Regions from separate parts of the Mus musculus genome. Here region 2 is linked to region 1. Evidence: chromatin loops called from intact Hi-C (ENCODE). Cell type or tissue: left cerebral cortex. All regions are shown on one strand. Links, peaks and the distances in the headings refer to the core of each region. The heading gives the core; the rest is flanking DNA.

Region 1 (2,916 bases), core at 177-2,676:
CTCTGATCCTGTTTGTGGATCAGGATGAAAGCTCTCAGCTGCTGCTCTAGAGCCAAAACTGTTTGCCTATTGCCACACTCCCTATTGTGATGGTGACAGACTCCCGTCTCTCTGAAACCACGACCCCCAAGAAAACCCTTCCTTCTCTAAGTTGCCTTGGTCATGGTGTTGGTCATGGTGATTTGTCACAGATAGAGAAAACTAATTCATACAATTAAAAATAATAGCCGGGTGTGGTGGCACACGTCTTTAATCCCAGCACTCGGGATTAAATGGAATTTTATTTACTTATTTATTTTGGTTTTTTCAAGACAGGGTTTCTCTGTGTAATCCTGGCTGTCCTGGAACTCACTCTGTAGACTAGGCTGGCCTCCAACTCAGAAATCCGCCTGCCTCTGCCTCCCGAGTGCTGGGATTAAAGGCATGCGCCACCATGCCTGGCATAAATGGAATTTTAAAAGAAAATTAAATAAATAAATGAAAGAATTAAAATGCCTACATAGTAAAATGTTATCTCAAAAAAAAAAAAAAAAAAACCCCACAAAATCAGGGAATGGCAAAATGGCTCAATGGGTAAAGAATGGCACTTGCTACCTAATGGCCTCACTATCTAAAATCAATCCTTAAAAGACACATAGTGGAGTGGAGAAGAGAGGAGAGGAGAGGAGAGAGAAACTTTCACAGCGATAAACATCACGGTAAAGAGATAGGCAAGAAAAATTATTCCCCCAGATCATACCAGCTTCAAATATGATGGACTATTAAACATTTGTTGTGACTTTAATTCTGAAAACATGGCCACTGTTAATAATCCTCCTTTACCACAAAACCTACCTTGTTCTTCCTTAGAGTGAGGTGTTGTTTTTTTGTTTTGGGTTTGATGGTTCTTTTGTGGTTTTTTGTTTTAAATTATGGACTTTTCTTGTGTGTGTATGGTGCTGGGGACTGAATCCAAGGATCCTGCATGCTAACCAACTGTTCTACCCAAGTTGGACCCACTTAGTAAGTTGGGAGGTCAGCTACTGTTTTTCTTTTGCTTGGGGGGTGGTGCCCACATACTTTCAGCGATTTTTCTACCTCAGCATCCCACGAGCTGGGAATACAGGTGTGAGCCACCATGCCAGGCTCAGTTAATGCATTTTAACAGCTGAAAACTGAAACTGCTCTTCTGGAAAGAGTGTGTGCTTTTCCTCCCATTGTCCACCAGAGGGAGCTCTGCCTCTATAAAAATTAAGATGGCAATGGGCAATCATCTAAAATTTGATGTGCACTATCTTTAGATGTGGGATATGTACGTATAAAAATCAAATCATAGTCTTCAAATATTCCCAGAGAAAGTAGATATCAAATAGCTAGGTTGCTAAGAACTTTAAAGGTACAGAAATCAGCTCACCTTAGTTTAATGTGCAAACAGGTTACACAGCCATCTTGAAATCACATGCAGGCCATGTATATTCTGATTCAGTGTATGTTAGAACCTGAAATGGCACACAGCTGACAAGCTCTCTGCTGATATTAATGCCGCTGACCCACAGTCTATCACCTGGAGCGTCAAGAACTGAATTAAAAACACAGTGAGTTTCCAGCTAACTCATATATAATCATAGGGAATTGAGTGTACTTGAGGGTGTGAACATTTGGGAGGATGTCCACACAGCGCTGCATTCTGCACCCTTAAAATTCCTCAGCCAGTGTTGCTTTTCCTTTCCCTGTAAAACCTGTGAGAGCCTCCTGTGGGCAGGTGCTGGGTAGCCCTGCACTGCCCTCCCCACGCCCCAGTGCTTCTACACTGTCTGCCCATACTCCTGTCCATACTCACCCAGAGGAGCATCTGATCTCCTAAAGCTAAAGTTACAGATGGCTGAGAGCCACAGTGTGGATGCTGGGGACTGAACCCAGGTCCTCTGCAAGAGCAGCAGGTGCATGTAACCGCTGAGCCGTAAACTCCCCGCTGTTAACCTCTTGTATACAAAGGTCCATTTATAGATACATCAGTGGCTACAAAGTTACATTATGGTTTACCTTATTTCATCTGTGTGTGTGTGTGTGTGTGTGTACATGTGTGTATGTGTACATATATATGTTTACAAGTGTAGGAGTCGGGGAAAACTTACAGGAGTGAGTTCTGCACATCTTTTGTCAGTTACAGGGATTAACCTAAGGTCACCAGGTGACTCAGCAGCAAGACCCTACCCACCCAGCCACCTCACCAACCGCCATCAGCAGCCACCTCACCAACCGCCATCAGTTTTATTCAGCACACTTAGTGTGACATGTTCTCAGTACCAGGCCCTCACCCTACTTTTCTTTTTCTGAGTCCACAGCCAGATTCCTTCTTGGATTCACCCTTTCCTATTTCACCGTGTTTCCAGTATACAGTAACAGGTGTGTTGGGTTTGGCTTGATTTTTAGTCTCCATAAGATGACAAGGACAGTCATCCTACAGAAACATTTATATGGCTCGAGATTCTCTGTTCCAGATTCCCACCTAATGACTGTGTGTGTGTGTGTGTGTGTATGTATGTATGCATGGAGACAGAAGCACAACAGAAACACATGTAAAATTAAGAAAACATAGAGAAAGAAGCCTTCACCCTGGAGCCTAATTGAAGTCTCTCCCTCAGAGAGTGGGGAAATGCAAGAACACAATCAAAATGACAAACGCTGGGGGCTGGAGAGATGGCTCAGCAGTTAAGCGCACTGGCTGCTCTTCCAGAGGACCTGAGTTCAATTCCCAGCACACACATGGTAGCTCATGACCATTCATAAAAGGGATCGTCTGTCATGCAGGTGTATATGCAGACGAAGCACTCATATATAAATAAATAAATTTAAAAAAAAATAAACGACAAATGTTGGCCATGGTGCCACATACCTTTAATTCCAGAATTTGGGTAGATCTCTGTAAATTCTAGA
Region 2 (2,916 bases), core at 271-2,770, 170 kb after region 1:
ATCACTAAGGCAAATGAGAGGCTTCATGGGATAGTGGTCATCTAAATACCCTGGCCTAGCTGCTGTACCCACCCCCATGGACATTCTGCTTTCTACAATAAGTCTCAACGAACACGATTAGGTTTGGTCTGTAGCAGCTCCGAGAATAGCTCAGTAGGCACAAGTGCTTACTGCTGATCCTGACATTTGATCCCTAGACTAGTTGTCCCCTGGCTCCTGTGGCACGGGCGTGTGCACAGACAAGACATACAGACGCATAAACAAACTTAAAAATAATTTAAAAAATTTTTTTAAAGGAAGCCTAGCCCAAAGCAATGGTCTCTGACACCATCAGAAAGGCTGGATGACAGACAGTCAGTCCAATGCTCTCAGCTCGGGTCACCAGCGTTCCTTATTGCTAATAAGCTTCTCCTCCGCCACCGACTTCCAAGCTCCAGTTCTCGGCGTGGGCGACCCCCCGGCCGTCTCTTTTCGCAATCCCCCCAGAGAAGCGGGAAGAACCGGCCCGCCCTGGTTCTGCTTCAGGGGAACCAAGAGGACGCGATGATTCGGGTGGCCAGATTGATGCGGGTAGCCGGGCGGCGGGCAGCAATGGGCCGTCGGCCGCTCCTGTCAGCCACCGAAGCGGACGTGCAGCCCGAGCCGGATGTGGCGGCGCGGCACCGGCCGGTGGCCCGGGATGCGGCGCAGCAGCTTGGTCGCGAGGAGGCGTGGGCGTGGCTGTGGGCGTGGCCCGCGCGTGGGCCGAAGGGAGCCGGGCGCTGTAGCCGCGCCGACGGCGGCCAGGACAGCGGCGGTTGCTGCGCCCGGTACTGGGGTCCCGGCCTGAGGCGCAGGCGCGGTGGACTCAGCCCGCCCCGGGCTGCAGCTCGCTGTGGACTCGTCATGGCGACGGAGCAGAGGCCTTTCCACCTGGTGGTGTTCGGCGCCTCTGGCTTCACCGGCCAGTTCGTGACGGAGGAGGTGGCCCGGGAGCAGATAGCCTCGGAGCAGAGCTCCCGCCTGCCCTGGGCCGTGGCGGGTCGCTCCAAGGAGAAGCTGCAGCAAGTGCTGGAGAAGGCTGCCCAGAAACTGGGTAACACGGCGGGGTCGCCGGGGTGGGCAGGGCCGGGCCGGGCTGGGCGCAGGTCGCCGAGGGGCGTCTCCCTAGCGTGCGCCTGCATCGAGCCCTGCGGGAGGACCGGACGCCTCGCCTGGCCGAGCCGGGCCGGGCCTTGTTCCGCTCCTAAATTAAAGGAAAAAAAGAAGAAAAGGCTTTTCTCTCCCTCCCAATTTGGGGATCTCCACTGTCGAGAGAGAGTTCAGAACTTCAGTGGCTCCTCTGTCCATCTCTGTTGTTCTGATGGGTTTGAAGGGTTCTTGTACTTGTGGGAAAGGGAAATAAGACACGGATTTCTTGGAGGTCCATTGTAGTTTGTCTCTTGGGGACAATTAAGAAAGCTGAGTTGTACTAGCAATATTATAGTGCACCTATTTTTGTGGCTTGGTGATACGGATTTAGCTCAGCACTTCTGAACGTGGTAAGCATATACACCGTGCTTCTGAGTTACCCCGCTAGCTGCTTGCTTTTTTGTGTGTGTGTGTTTTTCTGGTTTTCAGTTTGTGTTTTTGCTTGTCGAAATCCGCCTGCAGTTCTCACTTTAATTGCTTGAGGCAGTGTGGGCTGACCTGGACATACTGATGCCCTTGCCTCTTCGCACCCCCACCCTCCACTCCAGTCGTCTTATTCTTAATAAAAATGTGGGAATTTTTTTTTTCTTTTTAAGTTTTGGATGTTTACTTATTCTTTCAGCTTCTAGTCAACATGTTGATTGAGTAGTATTTTCCATGCTAGGCCTTGTCCTAAGTGTTGTGATGCACACATGGGAGTGAGGAGGGACACGTGGGTGCTCTTGCGTGTACACACACACACACACACACACACCCAACCTTTTTGCTTTGGGGAAGCACCCGACTTAGAACCCCATAGCCTTGGAGTTTGGCAACTAAATCTCCACCCAGGACAAGTCATACTTGTTCTTCATTCTTTCTATTCAGTTTTATGGTTCCACACTGAGCCTTGTCAGGGCAAGGGAACACAGCCTTTTGTTTTGTGCTGCCATTGCTAACACACAGAACCTTGACAGAGAAGTTTTGGACATTTATTGTTTTCTGGAAAACAGGCCATTATTAAAATACATTGTTCCTTTTATTTTCCCTCAGTGAGAGTATAGCAGTGGTTCTCAGAGACCTGTGGATTGCAGACCCCTTGAAGGTCGAATGACTGTTTCATAGGGGTTGTCTAAGATCATCGGAAAACACAGATGCTTAGATTATGATTGACAACAGTAACAAAATTACAGCTATACATTAGTAACGAAAATAATTTTTATGGTTGGGGTCACTACAACATGAGGAACTGGATTAAAGGGTCACAGCACTAGGAAGGCAGAGAACCACTGCTGTATAATTATAACCTAATTCCTTACCATCTACATTGCCCAAATTAGGCAGCTTTGCAGAGAGTGCCTTAATCAGTGGAGACTTGCATGGCTCTATTGGGTCAATTAGTTCCAGTTATTTCCTTATAAGCTTGGATGATTTTATATAGGCTGGACTACTTAAAAATGAAATCACGGGTCTGGCGAGGTGTCCCAGCAGTTAGAACATGTACTGCTCTTGCTGAGGATCCCAGCAGCTGCATTGGGTGACTGACAGCCCCATGGAACTCCAGCTTGAGGGAATATCTGCTACCTCTGGTCTCCTTGGGCACCTGCACTGACGTGCGTATGTGCACACACACAATTTAGTAAAATAATTCTTTAAAACTACTAAAAAGTGCATTGGCCTCCAAGTCCTCTTTAATTCTCATGGTGCCGAGTGCTGACGGCCTCGGCCTCCTCTCTATAATTGGGTCAGATATAGTTGTTTAGGAGC

The links. A loop is a pair of places that touch in the nucleus more often than their neighbours do. Peaks named below come from ENCODE experiments on the same cell type or tissue, not always from the same donor. Only the 100,000 strongest peaks of a DNase experiment are listed, where the experiment ranks them.
Region 2: a loop joins it to region 1, with 2.8 times the contacts of the local background. A loop is called at or near these places in 1 of 42 quality-filtered maps.

The regions. Positions count from the first base shown.
Region 1 is chr1:179,501,601-179,504,516 of GRCm38, forward strand. The region is part of intron 1 of Smyd3 (SET and MYND domain containing 3); the gene reads right to left. Among named protein-coding and RNA genes, the nearest start is that of Smyd3, 15 kb to the right of the region's middle. In left cerebral cortex, for the core only: a CTCF peak has its summit at 1,194 (motif pointing right); a DNase peak (open chromatin) is centred at 1,215.
Region 2 is chr1:179,667,471-179,670,386 of GRCm38, forward strand. It overlaps Sccpdh (saccharopine dehydrogenase (putative)), which reads left to right and starts at 761. Exons shown (of 12, transcript NM_178653.3): 1 at 761-1,075. The coding sequence starts at 886. In left cerebral cortex, for the core only: CTCF peaks have their summits at 907 and 1,630; DNase peaks (open chromatin) are centred at 759 and 1,547; H3K4me3 peaks cover 1,540 bases; H3K27ac peaks cover 1,549 bases.